Regions from separate parts of the Homo sapiens genome. Here region 1 is linked to region 2. Evidence: read pairs that join two places in POLR2A ChIA-PET (ENCODE). Cell type or tissue: OCI-LY7. All regions are shown on one strand. Each heading gives the region's core, and the rest is flanking DNA. Links, peaks and the distances in the headings are about the cores only.

Region 1 (5,000 bases), core at 1-5,000, 150 kb before region 2:
GGTGGCAGTGAGTATCGATCGTGCCACTGTACCCCAGCCTGGGCAACAAAGCAAGACTCTGTCTCAAAAAAGAAGAAAGAATAATACGGCAGTCTCCCTTTATCTATGGTTTCTCTTTCTGCATGTGGTTTCAACTACCTGTTGTCAACCATAGTCTGAAAATATTAAATGGAAAATTCCAGAAGTAAACAACTCATAAATTTAAAATTGCATGCTGTTCTGAGTAGTGTGATGAAATCTCATGTCATCCTGCTCACTCCTGCCCGGGATGTGAATCATCCCTTTGTCCAGCATATCCACACTGTAGATGCTCCCAGAACCTTGGCCCATTAGTCACTAGCAGCCATCTTGGTTATCCTATCAACTGTTGCAGTATCATTGTGCTTGTGCCCAAGTACCCTTATGTGACTTAATAATGGCCCCAAAGCCCAGAAGTAGTAATGTTGGCAATTCAAACATGCCAAAGAGAAGCCATAAAGTGGGTTCTTTTAAGTGAAAGCTCTTTACTCAAGGAAAGAAAAAAATCATATGTTGAGGTTTCTAAGATCTATAGTAAGAACAAATCTTCTATATGTGAAATTGTGAAGGGAAAAGAACTTTGTGCTGGCTCTGCTGTCAAACCTCAAACTGCGAAAGTTATGGCCACAGTGCAGGATAAGTGCTTAGTTATGATGAAAAAGGCATAATTTGAGGGTGGGAAACGTGAACAGAAACATGTCCCAAATGACAGCAATCGGGCTTGGCATGATCTGCAGTTTCAGGCATACACTGGGGGTCTTGAAATGTACTCCGTTCAGGTAAGAGGTGACTACTGTGAAGAGAAAGCACTAAAAAAGGTTTCTTATATATTTATTATAACCTCAAATACAAAAATGAGGAGACATACCTCACCTCTCATGGAGTCAAGACTAAATGAGATGCAAGATGTGAAAGCACATGGTATATACACTTTGAATAGTTTCTTCCTTGCAGTTGCTAATAAATGCTTACTGAGTGGTACTTCCTGGAAGACCAGAGGACGTGTCTCATTTTTTTTTTCTCCCACTTAGTAAAATGCTCAGGTATAGAATAAGATAATCATTTTGAATGAGTGAGAATAATGAACCTACCACCAAACATATTAGTCACACAACAATGCCCAGCTTCATGGGTTCTCTATAGCATGGGTTCAACCTACATTACCTTAGTTTCATCTCTCATTGCTCTACTTCTGGGCACACAACTCTAACCACGAGTTAGTCAAAGGCACCCTGCCTTCCCTGTTCCTTATCTTTGTTCACACGTACAACTTTCCTCTCCATTCCCAAGGTCAACTTGAATTGGTAGTACTTCCACTTCTACCCAAAGCCTTTCCTCAAGAGGCATGAAGATTTTCCTTCTTTAGAAATCCTATAATGCTAAGTATCAAATGGCATTTGCTTGGAAAATATCTTCTGTAACCCTAACAGCATTTAGCATACTCCCAATTCACTGACTTGAGCAATCAAAAAGTGGTTACCTCAGAAATCAAAAGCCAGTGGGCAACAGAGCAAGAACCTCTCTCTACAAAAAATTTAAAAATTGCTAGCCACTTGGTGGCAGGATCACTTGAACCCTGGAGTTCAAGGCTGCAGTGAGCCATGATCTCACCACTGTACTCCAGCCTGGGCAACAGAGTAAGACGTACGACTCTGTCTCAAAAATAAGTGAAGTACTGACCCCCATTTTAAGTCTCTTTCAAAATATCTTGAAAACTTTAGTGATTATAATAAAAATTATATGGCATTGAGGAAATAATGTTGAAAATACTCACAATGGTTAACATCTTGTTATTTAACCTAAGTGGAGACAAGACTGAGTCTTTTAACAAAATGGGGGGAAAATTAGGTTAAGTTTTTTTAAAAAAAGAATAAAGAAAAAGCTGATTTCCAAATTGTCATGAGATTTAAAGATTCGAGTTTGCTACTTCTCTATATGCTGAGTGGTTCAATCAGGACCATCAACTATTTCAGATGTTCTAAAGGGGAACAAATAAAAATGAACAGCTGCCATTAATGTCAGATAGTACAATGTACTATAACCTAAATTTTTAAAGGATCAGTAATACAGAAGTTTCAAAAACGTGAAGGGGATTCTCCCTGTCTCTGATAACCATGAAGGTACAGAATCAGAGGAATGACATAAGCACTTTTTGAAGGAAGGCAAAAAAAATCTTGGGAAAGCAAGGCTTACCTATGATTTATAGGCAGCAGGGCTCTTGAAGGAGGGTCTCCAAAAAAGACGCCTGTCACAGAGCCAGAATTCTGTCCTCACAGCAGAAAGGTTGTACTGGGTGAACAGATGAACAAAATAAAAATTAGCTTAAAATACACTATTCTTTCAACAATTTGGCTGAGAAAACTCAGAATGCCAAGAGGAAAGAATGTGCAAGTCTAGTTATATTTCACAGAAGATTATGAAAGCAAGTTTAAATGGGTTTTAGTATGGTGATTATTCAATTCTGCCTTCCAACGAAAGGTTTAAATGGTTTATACAGATTTTGCAATTCCTCTGATCAACGTGTGAGAGGAAGAGATAGTTTAGTTTTCTAAAACACAATGTGAAAGGACTAACAAAACTTTCACATTCACCTTACCACTACCAGATAATCCCTTGAATGGTCCAAATAGATAGTTTACCAAAAATTATAATGGAGTTTCTCTGACTTGGCAAACATTGTAAGATGGCTCACTGAACCACCCACTTTTGATCTGCCTTCCTCTTATAAAGGTAGGAAAGCTGACACCTAGATCTCAGAGCTTCTCTTGCAGTTAGGTGGGCAGACAACAAAGTGCTGGCTGATGCCATGTATATGGAGATCTCTGGTAAAAGGCATCCCATTCAGGGAAAAAAGCCAAAACATCACTAGAAGAAAACCTTTTGCTCTTCCTTATCTGGAACATGAATACAATGTCTAAAGGTAAAACAACCACCTTGTGATCATGAAGTTAATTGCCATATACTAAAGATGAGAGATCAGGAAAGGACAGTACCCACATCCTCAATTCCTTTCTTGAACTGCTGTACTGGCCCTAGAATGTCCCTGTCTGTGGGCTTCTTGTCATGAAAGAAAAATAAACTCCTGTTTCGAACATTATTAGTAAGGCTGACAATTATTTCAGCAGAAAACATTCCTGATAACATATGGCAACATTCAGATAAATTCTAAATACTCGTAAAACTCCACAGTTTGTTTCATACTTTCGAGATACGTATGCGCTATAAAAACACTAGAAAATAAAAATTGAAGACAGAGGTATTAGGATAAGATGAAAAAGAAATAAAATATGCTTTTAAAGAGTCTAAAAGACTGTTAGAATTGTTTTCTCCAATATGTACTATTTCCCCCTTTTTTCTGTACTCTGCAGTAATTTCTCTATGCCTCAAGGTTAACACCTGTGAATAGCATGACCAAATGTGGTTTATGACCAAATGTGGTTTAACCTCAACGGCTCATTGATACGGTTTGGCTCTGTGTCCCCACCCAAATCTCACCTTGAATTGTAATAATCCCCACGTTGTGGGAGGGACCCAGTGGGAGGTAACTGAATCACGAGGGTGGGTTTTTCTCATGCTGTTCTCATGACAGTGAAACAGTCTCACCAGATCTGATGGTTTTATAAAAGGGAGTTGCCCTATACATACCCTCTTGCTTGCTGCCGCGTAAGATGGGTCTTTGCTCCTCATTCGCCTTCCACCATGATTGTGAGGCCACCCCAGCCATGTGGAACTGTGAGTCAACTAAACTCCTTTAAAATTACTCAGTCTTGGGTATGTCTTTATTAACAGCGTGAGAAAGGACTAATACACTCATTTTAGCAATCCTGCCCTGAAGAAGCTAATCCCACATAGGAACCAGCTGATTTTCATAATCAATTTAGAGAAAATAACCTGTTTATTTTCCTATTTCTCATCAAAAGAAAAAAAGAAAATCATCCACCACTTCCTTCCCAATTGCTCTCCTTTTACTGTTCTAAAAAGCCAATGTCCAAGAGACAAGCTAATAAGGAAATTCAAAATGGCTCTTTTATAAAGGGATTTCTTTCTGAAGTTACTCTCACAAAGAATACTCTTTTATTTAATTACAAGGAAAAGAATTGCAAAACTATTGTGACTCACTCACTGCATATCATAAAAACAGAGGTAGAGGTACAGGTACAGAAAACCTCAAACAAGTGCTTTAGCAATTATCAGCTAATATGCTAAATCTGACATTTTCTTTTAAATTACTTTTGTAAAACTGTCATTTCAATTAACTATATGGATTTCAGTGATTTCATCTTAACACTGAATTTACTTATAAACACCTTAGTCTTCTACACATCTAAAGTTAAACATGAAACTAGGAGGAAAATAAATACAATTTAACCTCATATAATTAGCCAAAGGAGAACTATAAACTTACTCGGCTTGCATAAGATTTCTTACTTCAACAATGAATAGAGTATATTTGACTATACAGTTCAAAATCCTCATTTTACAGAGGAAACTGAACAAAGTAAAATCAATCTACCCAAATTCACAGTTATTTACTCCAAGAAAAACAGAACAAGAAGCTGATCTTAATGAATAAGAGTCTTTTATTTATCAAAGAAAAATCTGTGTCAGAAAATAAACAGAATATTAACTCACTAATTTCCTATCATAAAGAAATCTACAGGCAATCCAAAACTTCTGTGACTAACTTGCAACTTTTCTTTATGGCTTCTTAGAAAAGAGGTCCTTCCATAGTAATGACCAAAAATAGCTCCATTTATGAAGTTCCTAACATGGCTGACATTTAGAACTGAGTCTTCATAAAATGGAATAAGGAAAAACAAAGTTGCCACAGATACACTGTTCCTCCTGCCAGAACTTACCTTTCAAAGGCCTTTCACAGAAACTGAATCAGCAATAAAAAGCTGAAGACAGTGCTAAATTTAAAGCAACAATGCTTGTTGGAGAGACATTTATCAGGGAAAAAAAAGGGGGGGAAACAATTT
Region 2 (8,579 bases), core at 1,967-6,966:
CTCTTGGTCCCTTTCACATCAAATCCCTCTGTGAGTCCCTCCTTCTCCTTAGTTTATCTTTCCTTCACAACCTGGGTCCTTTTCATGGACAGCAGTGCCTTAAATACTTCTAAAACTATCCTGAGGGGGAGAAAAACCTATAGCAGATCCACAAAGCCACTTGTAGATAATTGTATTATGAAATCCAAGGTCATGGTTTCACACAACTCCTGCTCTGCCCTTGCACACCTTTGACTGGCATTTTTTTTTTTATTTTTGTCGTGGGCATAAACTTAGAAAAGTGGGAAAGGGAAAAACCTCAGTTTCAAAAGTAGTCTCTGACTAATTAATTATCTTGATTAAAAAAAGGTAAACATATATAGTGAACGTGAAAAAGATGTTGAGTAGTAGAATTGGGTTGCTTGGCTTTTTATTTAAAACAAACAAAACTCAACCAAAAAAACCCCCCAAAACCCCAAACAATCACCCTAGATAACTTTCTCCTACACTACTGTGCTGGAAGTCGGGCTTGAGTGTGGTCAAATCCTGCCCATTTACCCAGAGTTTTACAAATATTTACAGTCATCTATGCCAAATATCTTTGTGCTGAGTCCCAAAGAACATTCTCAGCATTCAAAAGGCCCATTCTCATGAATGGTTTCAGTTCATTGGCAATTTAAAGGCATTCAGGCTTCCAAACTAGGTCAGCTTAAGACATGTCTTTTTAAAATAATCAGTTTTTGGGTCTCAGATTATGAACCAGGTTTTTGGAGCCAAACTCTACAGCAGAGAGAAGAGTATGCTCTCTCTGGAAAGAAAAAGCTTATTTTATCTACCTGGTATGACCATTTAACTTCCTGAAAAACGTCTTTCTCCTCAGTAGTATGAATATTTTTCATCTGAGGAGGTGCACTTAAAATTTCCTTCTTGAAAAGTCATTTCAATATTTTAGACGTTTAGAAACATTTATATGTATGTCAGAATCCTTTCTCCGAAGTGTTTCTGCTAATCCTGGCTTCTTTGTTTCCCCTGGCCTTGACTTTATGACATTACTTTCTTGGAGAGTGAAGTTTTTAGTGTTTGAAATCTCCAGTTTGAGATAGAGGTCAGGAATCATGCTGAACCCAGATGTTACTGAAGGAACAAAGTCTGAGCAGTTTTGGGACTAAGCCTACTTTGTACAACTGATTATTTTGGATGTGGGAAAAGGGCCAAGCTGCCAGACAAGTCATGCTTTTCACTTGGACTTTGGGGAATAGGTATCTGTAGCCATTGCTCCTAAGTACTGAAACATTTCTTTCAGGGGTGCCTACCTTAATTTATAGAAGCTCCTTACCTGAAACAAATGGTCAATATTTTCAGCTTGTGAATTTCTGGAAGTGAATACAGATGAGAACCAGGCCTTTAATATTTTCTCTCCTCCAAGTACAATCAGAAAAGTTATCCACTCTACTACTGAGTGACTGATTTGCTAGGTGCTAGGTTAGATGCTGGGATATAAAGATGGCTAAGATGTGGTCTCTGTCCGGAAGAAATTCTCATAAGGTCAGAAGTGACTTGGGTCTAGAGTGGTAGTTCTGAATTCACATTGCTTTGCCAGATTATAAAAAGTACTTCGATGTTTGTCACCTCGATCATCTTAATTTTCTTGGTAGTGTTACCTTGACCATTTGACCATTAAGAGGTATATGACACCTAAGTTAATTTATGTAAATATTTTAATTCATAATTTTTACCTTTAGGTGTATGTGGGAGGTCTTGGACTAAAGTTTTAGTTTTATTAACTTTGGCATTTGCTATTTACCCAGTCGGTGAGTACTTTGGAACCTAATGCATCATACCATAGTTGTTATTAAAAAATGGATAACTATATATTAAATGAGTAAAAATGACCAATGCTTCTGCAACGTGGAATGAGGATCTTCTCATCTATGAGCAGATCTCTTTCTTGAATTCAAAACACAGCAATCTAAGTGAAATAGACTTTTCTTATTCATAGCTGGAGATACTTCTGATCACATGGCTTGGAGTATTTATTAAGAGCATACTTTGAAAGCCATGTCCCATTGTTTTCTAAATCTTTTGAAGTCACGAGTTTGAGTCCCAGCCCTTCATCAACTTGTTCTTTGTTTTTCTTGGGAAGATAAAACAAGACAACTCGTTTCTGTCTGTTGAACTTGTGGCTGAAACCATAAACCCACACATTCTCCTGCATATGATTATATGAAATCCTCTGTTGAAAACCTCCTCAACTAGTTGACTCTTAATAAGTAGGAGCTGGGTTTAATCACCTTTACATCCCTAGCACCTAATGTGTAGAATTTGTTCTTTGTGTGTTGACTTTGTTTCCTTCATGATAAATTCCTGTTATAGGAAATTAATTGGCAAAGACATACAAAAATCTACACCTGCACTTTGCTCAGGTGGGGTGAAGATTCCTCTTCCAAACTGGTTTCCAATTTGTTTCTAATTAAAATTTCTATATGAAACTTTTAACTTTAACAGGAGGGGGTAATATTGGCACATGCTTTTATTCATTTGAAAAAAAATTTTTGATTTAGATATTCGTGCTTTAGCGGCTCTGGTTTTCTGGTAATGTCCTGACCCAAGAAATCAGCCTGGCTCTTGCTCTATAAGGCTCTTTGAAATACCACTTCTCCTTGATTGGTCAATTACATCATTGTCTGACCTGCCTTTAAGTGGCGTTCCTTCCTGCTTCTGAGCTTTGTTGTTATGCCAGGCATAGGGAAGAAAATTATTTAGCAGGGCTGTGTGAATAATTGTGGGAGGCAGGGAACCACTGATTAAAACAGGAGTGGGCAAGGCACAGTGGTGATATTGAAGAGGTAGCTACCATGATGAATGCAAAATTGCCATGCCAAAAATATCATTGAGCTGTTATTCTCATATTCACTCCCACCTTCTTTGATAAGTTTATATTGTTTGGAAAACTGGGAATGGATTTCTACCTCTTGGGCCTTACCCTGTAGGGTAATGAGAACATGGAAAGAAGGCAAGAAGAAATGTGCTTTTAAGAAAAAGCCAGTTGCGGTGGCTCATGCCTGTAATCCCAGCACTTTGGGAGGCTGAGGTGGGCTGATCACGAGGTCAGGAGATCGAGACCATCCTGGCAAACACGGTGAAACCACATCTCTACTAAAAATACAAAAAAATTAGCCAAGCGTGGTGGTGGGCGCCTGTAGTCCCAGCTACTCGGGAGGCTGAGGCAGGAGGATGGCGTGAACCCAGGAGGCGGAGCTTGCAGTGAGCCGAGATCGGGCCACTGCACTCCAGCCTGGGGGACAGAGCCAGACTCCATCTCAAAAAAAAAGGAGCAGCAGTTTGCAAATGTTAAAACTAGATGTGCCAAGGGCCAGGCGCGGTGACTTACGCCTGTAATCCCAGCACTTTGGGAGGCCGACGCGGGAGGATCACGGAGGTCAGGAGATCGAGACCATCCTGGCTAACATGGTGAAACCCCATCTCTACTAAAAAAAAAAAAAAAAAAAAAAAAAAATTAGGTGTGGTGGCAGGTGCCTGTAGTCCCAGCTACTTGGGAGGCTGAGGCAGGAGAATGGCGTGAACCCAGGAGGCAGAGCTTGCAGCAAGCTGAGATAGCACCACTGCACTGCAGCCTGGGCGACAGAGCGAGACTCCGTCTCAAAAAAAAAACGATGTGCCAGATGTTCTGTCCTCTGTAGGATTTGGAGTTAGCTTATCACAACGTCATGTACATTGTTGGCCATGCTTGGACATCAGCACCAATATATATTTTGTAAGAAAAAATATTAGATCTCACTAAATTAGTTGTAACAGACTTTATTCATAACCTAATTTCAAGCAGCAAAGAGATTGTTTGGAAAACAGTTCTTGCTAATACTTTAAGATGCTTCTCCTTCCTGATGAAGTGCCTACTTTTTTTTTTTAACCCACAAAAAGGTTAATAGGGCTATATTTGCATATCAGTTCCATTTTTAGAAGGTTAATAGTCTCCAAGTTACAAAGTTGTGATCTCATTGCCATCCTAGAAACTGTTGAAATGACGATGTTAAAACTAAGAAATTATAGACTAAATAAAGTGCTTTTTGAGCACTTTAAGCCATGAAACAGTGGCGAGAAAACAGAAGTCCTCTTCTCTACCACAGGAGGCACAGTGATACAATACTGCCACCTCACAGAGCCTGAATAGGTGAATATTTACTTTCTTACATCTAAGACCTAAATATTTCCTGGGTTTGTTTATGCTAGAGGATATTTTCTAATCTATTTCATTTTTTCAAATAATGACAACTTATGTGTAATATCATGTATGTACTCATTGAGTTTGAGCATTATTCTTTTAAAAAGGGCAGATCATGAGGTCAGGAGATCAAGACCATCCTGGCTAACATGGTGAAACCCCGTCTCTACTAAAAAATACAAAAAATTAGCTGGGCGTGATGGCGGGCACCTGTAGTCCCAGCTACTAGGGAGCCTGAGGCAGGAGAATGGTGTGAACCCAGGAGGCAGAGCTTGCAGCGAGCCGAGATCGCGCCACTGCACTCCAGCCTGGAGACAGAGTGAGACTCCATCTCAAAAAAAAAAAAAAAAAGTAATTAATAGATATACAGTTTATTTAAGTAATTGCAGTTCCCTGACTACGAGAGGGGCAGCCTATGTTTCCATTTGTTCATGTCCTCTTAGGTTAGGGCATGCATTAGAACTGTTTTTCTGATTGAAAGAATGTACGCTGGTTCATCTTGTCCTTGAATGACCAGAGAGCTGGTTGGAGATGCAAGCGGAGAGTAGAGCTACAACACTGGCCACAAAGGAGGTCTACCATAAGCCCTTGCTTCCTTCATTGCTGTTGCTACTGCTACCAGCCAGCAGGTCACCCTGCCATTGTATTTGGATTGTATTTAGGGTAGAACTTCAGCTAATGGCTGATAATGCTCAGCACTTTACTAGACTCAATTAGTACCATTGGGTTCACTAATAGTTTCTGTTAGGAAAAGGAACCAGTAGCTAACCAAACTACTCTATTGGGCAGAAGTACCAAGATCAACATAATGCTGATTTTCAGATTGCATTGAGTGGAAACTGGTTGCCTGGTGTGTTCTTAGCTGATATGGGGATAGCTTTCCTAACAAGGCAAGGATGGGACCTTTAGATTGCTGCTCTTTTTTTCTGCTTTATTAGAATATTAGCTTCCCGAGAATATGTCTCCATTTTACAAGGCAACACTTCAGCCTTTCTTCATCACCACCCACCCTTCTCAAAAACTTTCCCCTTTGCTACCTCCCTCCCATATTTATGCATTCATATCTGTTATTCTAGCTACTTCACAGTGATGACTCGATGTCTCACAAAGGCATATAAACACATTGAGAGTATACATATGTCTCCTCTTCTGTTTGTCCCCTGTACTTGAGTAACTCTTAGAATTTCATAGCATAGCTTGGAATTAAGACCTCAGTGCAGATCAACTGGATTTTTATTTACATTAATATCCTGTGGCATCAGTAATATCTAGCTGATTCATTTTAGTAGCTTTCTATTTCTCTTAGTCTCCTTAGTTGTGCTTTAGCAGTTTCTCCAAATTTTAAAGTTTCTGCATAATAAAGTAAAAATTCCAAAATAATTAGGGATAAGTGTCCTAATAATAATTAGGGTAAGTATCCTAATAAAACATTATCCCTTCCAATTACACTATCTTTTTGTGTAAGGGAATAACTGTGTTGATTTTGGATAATCAAACAGACATAAACTACATTGGTTAAAAATACTTTGAATAGCTGGGTGTGGTGGCTTACACCTGTAATCCCAGCACTTTGGGAGGCCGAGGTGGGCGGATCATGAGGTCAGGAGTTCAAGACCAGCCTGGTCAATATGGTGAAACCTCGTCTCTACTAAAAATACAAAAATTAGCCCGGCGTGGTGGTGGGCACCTGAAATCCCATCTACTTGGAACGCTGAGGCAGGAGAATTGGTTGAACCCGGGAGGTGGAGGTTGCAGTGAGCTGAGATCATGCCACTGCACTCTAGCGTGGATGACAGAGTGATACTCCGTCCCCTACCCCCCAACCAAGAAAAAAAAAAAAAAGCTTTGAATGTTGGCTCTCCCATCATTTGCATTTTTGGAGCAGATTGCTTTTTCAGGCCATCAGCAGAATATGAAAATTCCTTATACATTCTGTGCTGAAGTATTCCCTTCTTTGACAATTCTAATGACAAGACACGAGGGGAAAGGCGACTTTCCATTCTTTCCTATCAGATAGTACTTGCTTCTCATATAATGAACACTTTATAGTGCAAGAGACACATAGAGCAGGTAGAACTGCTGGTTCTCCTTTCCTGGTAATTTAGTGCAAACTCAGACGTTTCAGAATGGCTTTCCTTCCTTACATGGCCCAACCAATCTGTCTTGTTCTATGATTAGGTATATATAAGCAAGTGATACCTGCTACCAACCTTAGAATGCCTAAACTTGAAAGGCAGCTGTCAGATTTCAAGGTGCCCCTTGCATTCTCTGCCAAAATTCTTTTCACAAGGGGTTCTTGACACTCGGTGAGAGGCACAGTCACATCTATAATCACTGTAAAAGTAATTATAATTGTTAGCTTTTAAAATCAAGTGGTAGGGTGGATAATTCAAGTCACTTTCTTATTTTTGATAGAAATGTGAGGTATGAGGCAGTAGGAGTGAGTTAGCCTCTTTCTGGAATGAAGACTTTTCTTGAAACCTGGAGGGGAGTGGATGTGAATTGCTTGTGCCCCTGTGAAGTTGTGGCCCAATGGGAGGGACAGGAGGAGCTGGGAGTGTGTTATCAAATGCCCTGAGCTTCCTGAGGCTCTACTATTGGGGGTTTCATGCTGTGAAGACCGGTGAATAGTAATATGACACAAAGGAAGAAATGCAAGGAAACCTTGGAGCCATTCACAGGCATCTCAGGTGTGGGGAAATTCATTAGAGGCTTTCAGGATTCTCCTGTTTACTGATTGAAGAGCTCATTTTGCAATGAATCAATGGTGAAAGGATTTCTTGTTTGATATTCTTTTTTTTTTTTAAATGAAGTGCTCACTGCATTTCATTCATTTTTTTAACTATCCATTGTTGGTTTTGCCCAAAGTGAGAAACGAAAGGGTTGGTTTTTAGTCTGTGCATGGTGCAGGTTTAGGCTTCTGCAATGGTGCCTGGGGGGCTGCTGAGTGGGGAAGGTCAAGGGGACTGGCTCTGGACACCCACTATTGGGTGCTGGCACTTGTCTACCTGAATCTCTTTTATACAGTGGTGGTTTGACTAAGATTTTTGTTTTTGAAAGCTCATTGCTTGAAAAATGTCTGAGAGCCATTGCTTTAGGGAATTGGTGTTATTGTACACAGAAAAATAAATCACTTTTTGAAGAATCATTTTGGATTGTTCACATCTCAAGGAGATGAAATATGTAACTTTTTTCCTCTATGTCACTGAGTCATAAGTCCTGCCTTTTTGGAATGCTTGGAATTTTTTAAAAAACAAAATGCATCTCTGCTATGTAAAGGTTTTTCTATTATAAAAATTACATATGTTTTTTATAACTTTGACTTCATAGCCTATAGGCATGTAACTCCTTAGTTTTAAGGAGTAAAAACTTACGTACTGTTTATAGTAAGAGACAATTATGTTTCACATGGTCTTGATTACCACAATTTTTAGTTCTACCTTCAAAAGAAGACTATTTCTAAGAAATATCTAATTATAGGTATTCCATTATGGATAATAATTGAGGTATTATTAGAGGAATCCAATATGTCTTTCAAGAGTATCCAATTAATTTCTAAGAGGTATCCCAATTATGTCTTTGTTTTTCAAGAGTACATTAAAACTTTGGCCTGTTTAATATTTCCTTCTAAAAAAATAATATAGAGTAAGACTGAGAAATACTTGGATTTCTCGAAGAGTACCTAGATCTCTTGCTAGGTCAGAACAACAGGATTGGCTATTCACACCAGCTTTCTCCACATGGCTAAGTGTATTTGACATTTGGGGTGTGGGATGGTTCTGGCCTGTGTCATTACCCTTTTTCTCCTACTCAGGAAGCATTTACTACCTACGTTTCTTCTTGTTGTTTTACTTGGGATTTCTCTTGAAAGAAAGATAATTCAGAATAGATTGCATAAGCAGTGAAGCAGCGTTGAGAATGTACAGGTGAGAAGACAACAGATGGGAAGTTGGTGGGACTGTGTGCCATGAGCCCGGGAGTACTGGAGACGCAAGCTGATGACAGTTGTTTAAGCATGAACTGGGAGGAAGGAAAAGGTAAAGTCATTCATTTTTACCCGTATGTTTATCATAAAGAGAGATTTTTTACAAAAACTCAAAATCCTGAATTTGACGTGCAGGTCTATTTGAATTTAATTTGCTCTTGGATGACAGCTCCTCAGTAGTTAATGGAATAACGCTGTGTCTTGAACTTTATCCGGCATTTGCTGAGAAAAAAACCATGTCTTCCACATGGAAACTAACCATTAGTTAGCTTCCTATTTAATTATTTTGAATCAGGTTTTCTGGTACTGAGTACTGGGAGTAGGTGAAAAACCTTGAATGCTTCAGGTTGCTCGAGTTAGTAATCGTTGACTTTC

What was found. ChIA-PET counts read pairs that join two places held together with the same protein. Peaks named below come from ENCODE experiments on the same cell type or tissue, not always from the same donor. Only the 100,000 strongest peaks of a DNase experiment are listed, where the experiment ranks them.
Region 1: POLR2A ChIA-PET joins it to region 2 with 8 read pairs; 3 of 35 experiments call an interaction of 5 or more read pairs at or near these places.

What each region holds. Positions count from the first base shown.
Region 1 is chr6:18,242,297-18,247,296 of GRCh38, forward strand. All of the region lies in intron 7 of DEK (DEK proto-oncogene), which reads right to left. Among named protein-coding and RNA genes, the nearest start is that of DEK, 20 kb to the right of the region's middle. RefSeq lists an enhancer at 142-436 and a silencer at 3,334-3,393. In OCI-LY7, for the core only: no CTCF peak of the experiment used is centred there; no DNase peak of the experiment used is centred there.
Region 2 is chr6:18,388,567-18,397,145 of GRCh38, forward strand. The region is part of intron 1 of RNF144B (ring finger protein 144B); the gene reads left to right. Among named protein-coding and RNA genes, the nearest start is that of RNF144B, 5.5 kb to the left of the region's middle. In OCI-LY7, for the core only: a CTCF peak has its summit at 4,132; DNase peaks (open chromatin) are centred at 2,125, 2,615, 3,665 and 4,105; H3K4me3 peaks cover 4,147 bases; H3K27ac peaks cover 3,679 bases.